Linked DNA regions of Homo sapiens: regions 2 and 3 are each linked to region 1. The links are chromatin loops, found by intact Hi-C in ENCODE. Cell type or tissue: heart right ventricle. All regions are shown on one strand.

What was found. Peaks named below come from ENCODE experiments on the same cell type or tissue, not always from the same donor. Only the 100,000 strongest peaks of a DNase experiment are listed, where the experiment ranks them.
Region 2: it touches region 1 in a loop (2.1-fold over the local background); 6 of 110 quality-filtered maps call a loop at or near these places.
Region 3: it touches region 1 in a loop (2.4-fold over the local background); 21 of 110 quality-filtered maps call a loop at or near these places.

Annotation. Positions count from the first base shown.
Region 1 is chr7:44,476,563-44,479,062 of GRCh38, reverse strand. The region is part of intron 2 of NUDCD3 (NudC domain containing 3); the gene reads left to right. Among named protein-coding and RNA genes, the nearest start is that of NUDCD3, 13 kb to the left of the region's middle. RefSeq lists a silencer at 1,419-1,713. In heart right ventricle, CTCF peaks have their summits at 1,325 and 1,529 (motif pointing right); a DNase peak (open chromatin) is centred at 1,512; H3K27ac peaks cover 1,582 bases.
Region 2 is chr7:44,308,458-44,310,957 of GRCh38, reverse strand. The region is part of intron 1 of CAMK2B (calcium/calmodulin dependent protein kinase II beta); the gene reads left to right. Among named protein-coding and RNA genes, the nearest start is that of CAMK2B, 16 kb to the left of the region's middle. RefSeq lists enhancers at 867-1,468, 1,469-2,072. In heart right ventricle, no CTCF peak of the experiment used is centred here; DNase peaks (open chromatin) are centred at 1,067 and 1,777; H3K4me3 peaks cover 986 bases; H3K27ac peaks cover 2,279 bases.
Region 3 is chr7:44,329,183-44,331,682 of GRCh38, reverse strand. No RefSeq gene overlaps it. Among named protein-coding and RNA genes, the nearest start is that of CAMK2B, 4.8 kb to the right of the region's middle. In heart right ventricle, no CTCF peak of the experiment used is centred here; a DNase peak (open chromatin) is centred at 1,329; H3K27ac peaks cover 1,582 bases.

The DNA of each region.
Region 1 (2,500 bases):
CTTTGCTTGGCACGTCTTCCTGCTGGTATGTGAAGAAGGATGTGTTTACTTCCCCTTCTGTCATGATTGTAAGTTTTCTGAGGCCTCCCCAGCCATGCTGAACTGCGAGTCAATTAAACCTCTTTTCTTTATAAATTACCCCATCTTGGGTATGTCCTTATAGCAGCATGAGAATGGACTAATACAATGACATTTCCATTGGTGCCAGACTCCCAGATCCTGGCAACCTTGTGCCTGTGTTCTGCCCTAAAGCTGTTGCAGCATACATTGTTATTTATACATAATAATGTACAGGTTTCATTTATAGTATTTTTGGGGTGATTTGGGGGAAATTTTATTTTGACCTAATTTTACCATCACTCTGATTTTAGCATCTCCCTGACTAATAACCTACAATTGGTCTGAATTTCATTCTTGTTTCTGCCCTACTGTTGCTGCCAGGGCATGTCAAATGAAGATCAGAAATGCCCCCACCCCAGGGCTTAAAGGAACCTATCTTTTTCTTTTTTTAGACGGAGTTTTGCTCTTGTTGCCCAGGCTGGAGTGCAATGGCATGATCTCGGCTTACTGCAACTTCCACCTCCCAGGTTCAAGCGATTCTCCTGCCTTAGCCTTGCAAGTAGCTGGGAGTGCAGGTGCCTGCCACCATGCCTGGCTAATTTTTGTATTTTTTTAGTAGAGACAGGGTTTCACCATGTTGGCCATACTGGTCTGAAACTCCTGACCTTGGGTGATCCACCCATCTCGGTCTCCCAAAGTGCTGGAATTACAGGCGTGAGCCACCGCGCCCGGCCCAAAGTAAATAACCCATCTTATTCCTCAGAGAAGAGAGAGAATTTGCACACAGATATTTCCCTATTTGCACAAGATAGCATCAGAGAATGTGCTTATATTCTGTAAGGATGCTTTACAATTTTAATAGTTGTTCAGGCTGGGTGTGGTGGCTCATGCCTGTAATCTCAGCACTGTTAGAGGCCGAGGCCGGCTGATCATTTGAAGTCAGGAGTTTGAGACAAGCCTCACCAACATGGTGAAACTCTGTCTCTATAAAAATACAAAAAATTAACCAGGTGTGGTGGTGCGTGCCTGTAATCTCAGCTACACAGGAGGCTGAGGCAGCAGAATTGCATGAACCCGGGAGGTGGAGGTTGCAGTGAGTTGAGATTGTGCCACTGCACTCCAGCCTGGGCGACAGAGCAGAGCGAGACTCCATCTAAAAAAAAAAAAAAAAAAAAAAAAAGAATTGTTCATAGTAAAGACTTTGTAAAAAGTGAAAAAGTGCCATTTGAGCCTCAGTGTTTATGTAATACTAGACTGGGTGACCAGTGCCTGCAGACATGATTAGCACTGTGGAAGAGAGGGGCGCAAAGTCTGCAGCATCTTATGACGTAGTCACTAATCAGGCATTTCTCAAGAGCTGCCTGTTAGGGTTTGCCTCTTGGATGACCTCACGGTAGGGTTTGGTGTTGGTTTCCTGGGCATGGGCCGTCAGTGTCAACTTTCATAGCACCTGCAGTTCAGGCTCTTGACCTGCAGGTGTTGCTGTAGACAGTGGGATGGTGACTTTGCCTTTGCTTGTGCTGGGATGCTGACAAAAATCTCTGAAAGGCTGTGTCAGTCCTGGGCTTTTCCTTTTAAAAATCACGAGCAGAATTCTTTAACAGAGAAGAAGGAAAATATGGTAGCACTAAGAATGTCAGTTACTGCCTAGAAACTGTTGTCTTTGTCCTTTGTGCTTGGACTGGTTATCTTTTTGTCCTTTGGATGAGGAACAGAGTGCTCCAACACTGTTGGTGTGCATTGGGCAGTGACAGGGCCCTGGGTCCAACTAGGCCATTCCTCCTGCCCTGGGCAGGGAAGCAGAGTAGTGACAGTGTACAAAGAGGGTGTCATGGAACAATCTAACATATTAACCCCTTCTAGGACAAGCCCGTTAGAACATAATACCTGAGAAAACTGTTCAGTACTTTCTCTTGCTTTGGGTAGTGTGGCCTTTGTGCGCAGTTACAGGGACCTCGGTGCTTCTTGGGAAGGGAATGGCATCATTTGGAAGATAAATTTCAGGTTTCCTAATAGTGTCCTTGGCAGATACTTCATCATCATCATCAGGCTGCTCCCTCCTGACTTGGTCTCCGTAGGTATGGGCACTCTTCACTTTTCTCATCAGCAAAGTCTTTTCCAGTAGTTCATCCCTCCGCTTTCCCCAGCAGGTAACCATGCCTCCTTGGAGTTTGCACTTCATTTTACGTTATTCCTTTATGGCTGGCTGTGCCCACATTTTCAGTGATTAGGGGCAGAGACTTACTCAGCCTTTCTCACTTCCTGGTGCTGTGTGAGATGACCCCCCCAGTGCATGCCGAATTCCATTTCTTAGTACCTCTTCTTTGGTTTTGCTTACTGTTTTCGCTCAGTCTGTTATAACAAAAATACTGTAGCCTGGGTGGCTTATAAACAACAGACATTTATTGCTGACAGCCTCTATAGGAGGCTAGAAGTCCAA
Region 2 (2,500 bases), 170 kb after region 1:
ACATACATAACAGAAAAATTTGCTGTCTTAACCGTTTTTAAGTGTACAGTTCAGTGGCAGTACGTGTATTTACATTGTTGTGCAACTGTTACCATCATCCATCTCCAGAACGTTTTTGTCTTCCCTAAGTGAAACTGTCCCCATTAAATACCGACTCCCCATTCCCTTCCCTCACCCTGGCACCCACCATTCTGCTGTCTGCCTCTATGAATTTGACAACTTTAGGGACCCCATATAAGTGGAATCAGACAGTGTTTGTCCTTGTTTCAATGAGCATAATGTCTTCAAGTTTCACCCATGTTGTAGCCTGTGTCAGCATTTCCTTCCTTTTTAAGGCTGAATAATATTCCATTGTGTGCATTTTGCTCATCTATTGACAGACGCAGGTTGCTCCTGCCTCTTGGCTGTTGTGAATAATGCTGCTATGAATGCGGGTGTACAAAGGACATTTTTAAAGGACATGATACATGGCCCCCTCCCACCGCGCATGACATAGCCACTGGGTTGTGTGGCCTTGGGCTGCCACGTAACTCTCTGGGTTTCAGCCTCCCCACTTACGAACCAGGAGGGTTGGGTCAAATGACTCTCTCCAGTCCCTTCCGGCCCCAGGAAGTGGTTCTGTGGAAGCCCCATTTCTTTCTTCTGAGACTTGCCCCAAAGCTCATCTCTCCCACATGCAGGTGACCCACAGTCTGATTACGTGGACATTTCTAAGCTTCCAAAATCCTTTTGCATTCCTTGAGAATAAAACTTTCGAAGGATGAAATCTGATTGATCTGAAACCAAACAAAAACCCGAGTACTTTAATTGATGCGCAGCTTGCAGGAAAAAAGCAGCAAGCGGGCACAAAGCGTATCCTAACTCCCAAAGCGCCCCCGCCCCCGCCCGGTCTCGGCCACCGTGCGGTTCCGCGCGTGGCTTGGTGAGCCTGGGGTCCCTGGCGGTGGCGCCCACGGCTCAGCCGGCGGAAAGGCTCTTCCCGCGTGTCCTTCGCGAGCCGCGCGGCCTCGGCCTGGTTCTGGCTGCTCAGGCGCGGTGACTACCCGCGGGCCGCCGCTCCAGGAGGGGCGTGACCGGCTCTTAAGCGCCGCCTTTGAAGGTCGCTGCAAGGCTGCGCGGACGGACGCCGAGTGCGGCCCCTACGGTGCTGGCGTCGGAATCTCTCTCGTCCCCAGTTTCTTCCGATGGGCTGGTGTCTCTGGCTTTTGGATCCACTCAGGTCCCACTGCTAGGGTGAGGGACTGACTGGTCCCCCGCGGGCGCTCCTGCCCGGGCGAGGAGGCTGTGTCCTTTCCACAGCTGGGACGCCGCGGGCGCAGAGTCCCGACCCCACCGCACTCCAGCCCACACCCGCACCCTGGGGTCAGAGGACTCCTCGGATGGGGACCGCTTCTGCCTGTCCTTCCCGAGGGCCCTCCCCATGCCCTGTGCTTAGGGGCGCGACGGAGCTGGGGACCTGATGTGGTCCAGGGCAGCCCCTGGACGTGCAGGAGGGAGATGGGGGCGCAGCAAGGGTGGGCCCCGGGGCTGGAGGCGCAGCCCAGCCCTCCTGCTCCTGCTGGCTCAGAGCTCGGGTACTCGGGCCGTCCTGAGAGCTCAGTGGCCTTAAACCCTCCGTCTGTGTCCCTTCTCCCGTCAGGCCAGGAGCGCAGATGGCCTGGGCCCCAGGTGGGTGGGCTGACCCCTGCCCCAGAGCCCGGCTTCAGCTGGGCAGCTGTGAACTGCCCCTTGTCCCAGCCCCCTGCAGGGAGGAGCACCAGCCTGGCTGTGGTGAGACCACTCTCTCCTCTCTGGGGCCTGGCCTGGTGCCCGCCCACTCCTCTGGGACAGTGCACAGCACAGTCGCAGTGGTTTGTGGAATCCGCGTTGGTGGTAGGAGCCTACTAGGCCAGGCGGGCAGTGCTGGGCAGGGCTCTGGGGTCCGTTTCAGCCTAGCCAGACCTGAGGACACAACCCCCCTGACAGGGCTAAGCCAAGCCAGGCTGGTCACCGCAGCTCAGTTCCCTCAGTGCCTTTGCTGGACCCTTCTGGGCCTTCCGGCTGGCAGGCAGTAAAGGGCAGGCTGGCCATGGACAGAGGCCCCGGGGAGGGATGGTCTGCTCAGCCCCTGGTCTCTTGTGAGGAGAGACGAGGGGCTCGCACACCGCCTGATGTGCAAGGCCTGCTGCTGGGCAAAGTGCCTTCTCTGTGCCTCATGGCCAGTCTTGGGGCTAGTGGTCTGCATTCCCTGAGTAGGACGGGGCCTTGCCCTCCGGACAAGGTGGGATATGGGGGGCCCGCACCTCCCTCTCTCTGTAATGTCACTCCTGCCTTCATCTTCCCAAAGTAGACACGTTGGTGGAACCTTGTCCTGCCCTCCGGGTGTCCCTGTGGATCCAGCTCAGAGAGGGCAGCAGTGTGGTTCTGAAGGGGATGACCAAGGAAGTGGGGGGATGCACAGGAGGAGGGCCAGCAGCTCCCAATCAGGGAAGGCAAGCTGTGAGGAGAGGAGGGGGACATG
Region 3 (2,500 bases), 150 kb after region 1:
CTCCTAGTACTTGTCTCCTAGTACTAGGCTCTTCCATGTGACTGAAAAAAGTATATTCTCCATATGGCATATGAACATACATTTCATGTCATTTTAAAGTTGAGGTATACTTTACATACATAATTACACGGAACTTACATGTAAATTACCTTTACATAAAACACACTGATTTTAAGGGTACAGTTTTTTCCAGGTTTTTGACAAATATATACCCTTGTGTAGCCACAGAAAATATACAGAACATTTTAATATCCCAGAAAATTCCCTTCAGCTCCTCCAAGTCAATCCCAGCACCACCCCAACCCTCTGCCGAGACAGCCACTTTTCTGATTTCTAGAACCATTGATTAGTTCTAGAATGTGTAGAATGGAATTATGTGGTGTGTATTCTTTGTGTCTGGCTTCTTTGGTTCAGCCTCATGTCTGAGCGATTCATTCATGTTGTTGAGTGTACTAGTAGTTATTCTTTTTAATTTATTTACACCAATTTGTTTACCTGCATTCCTGTTTATGGACATTAATACATTGCTTCCAGTTTCACCTACTGTGAATAAAGCTACTATAAATGCTCTTGTACAAGTTTGTTTCTTTGTTTTTCTTTTCCTTTTTTTTTTGAGACAGAGTCTCGCTCTGTCACCCAGGCTGGAGTGCAGTGGTGCAATCTTGGTTCACTGCAACCTCTGCCTCCCAGGTTCAAGCAATTCTCATGCCTCAGCCTCCTGGGTAGCTGGGATTACAGGTGTGCACCACCATGCCAGGCTAATTTTTTAATTTTTAGTTGAGACGGGGTTTCAATATGTTGGCCAGGTTGGTCTCGAACACCTGACCTCAGGCGATCTGCCCGCCTCAGCCTCCCAAAGTGTTGAGATTACAGGCATGAGCCACTGCACCCGGCCTCTCTTTTTCTTTTCCTGACATATGTTTTTACTTTTTTGGGGTAAAAGCCTAAGACGAATTGCCAGGTCATAGGGAAGGTATTTGTTTAGCTTTATAATAAACTGTCAAACAGTTCTCCAAAGTGGCTGTCCTGTATTTATGCACATTCTCTTTTATAGTGTTTTGCATCTGTCAACAATAATAATCCTAACAGCAATTAGATATTAGCTCCTATCACAAGGCAGAACCCAGAAACAGCTGCCTTGTGCTCCCTGGACTTTGGTTCCTTAGCAGCGAGGGCTGGAGAATGAGCGAGGCACTGCATGGACGAGGCGGCAAAAGCCACATTTTCCCCAGCATCCTTCTCCACTTCTTCAGTCATAGACACCCCACAACCCAGCCTCCCTTGCAGCCAAATGAAAGCACGTGATTCAGCTGTCAGCGGGGTCATGTGGCAGAAAGTTGACCAGTGCCCACCATTCCCCCTCCCTTTCTCTATCCTGCTGCTGGGAACATGGATATGACAGCTAAATCTCCATGTCAGAGCTCCAGGAAGAGGGCCAGCGCCAGATGCAGGAGCAGAAAGCTGGAGGCAGCTTGGTTCCTGAGGGCTTTGCGACCACCCCAGGTGCCACCCCTGATGCTTAGGGGAATGGCTGCCTTGTGTTAGCCCTGGCTGGTGCACACAGGCCTGTGTCCATGCTGGGAACTCCAGGCTGGTAGCCAGGCTTTCTGCTTTAGCACAGCCTTTGTGCCTGCAGTTGGAAGCTACACAGGGTGGGATGGAAGGGGCCTGAGTGCAGAGTCTTCTGACACATGCTAGGAGGCCATTTCCACGATGACAAATCCCTGGTGTCCACTACAGGGAAGGAGGATCTGGGAGCCACTTATGGGCCATCTGGGACCTGCTCCTATCAGCCTAACTACTCCTAGCTGCTAGATATACCTGCGTTGGGGGCCTGCCTGGGCTGGGACAGTGCCTGGACTTCTGGGGCCTAGGGCCTGAGGCAACTCCAGGAGGATGGAGGTGACACCAATGAGGACAGCTAAGGTGGGGTCAGTCAGGAAGGGTCCACCTCGCCTGGTAGCCAGAGAGTGCCAGGGGTGCTCCAGGGAGCCCCAGCCAGCAGAGGGGGGGGTGGCCCAGAGCCTCAGCCTGGCAGCAGACTTAGCAGGGGTTGCTCTCACTTCCCTCCCTTTGCCCAAGGGCACAGTATCTCCGGGACAGGTGCTGGTGTCCAACTTATGCTTGGATGCTTGGTGAGAAGGGAGGAAGTCTAGGGGGTTCTCACCCTATGTTCTCGGGCCAAGCCTCTGAGCCAAGCCTGTGGATGCTGCTCCCGGCCCAGGGCCATAATGGTTAGTTGGCTTTATCACTTTGCTTGTTAGTCATCAAGGTGGTTCCAAATCCCTTGGAGGACTCAGGTGACATCTGCCAATAAGCCACTGACAAAATGCCCTTGCTGGGTCTGACTGCTTCACCCTCTTCCCCACCGTCTTCATTCCCTAAACACACCAGCTAGTGCCTGCCACAGGGCCTTTGCATGGCAGCCTCTTCTGCCAACACCCTGCCCTTTGGCTCTCAAGGGTAGCCTCTCTGTTTCATTCAGACTTCAGCTTAGACA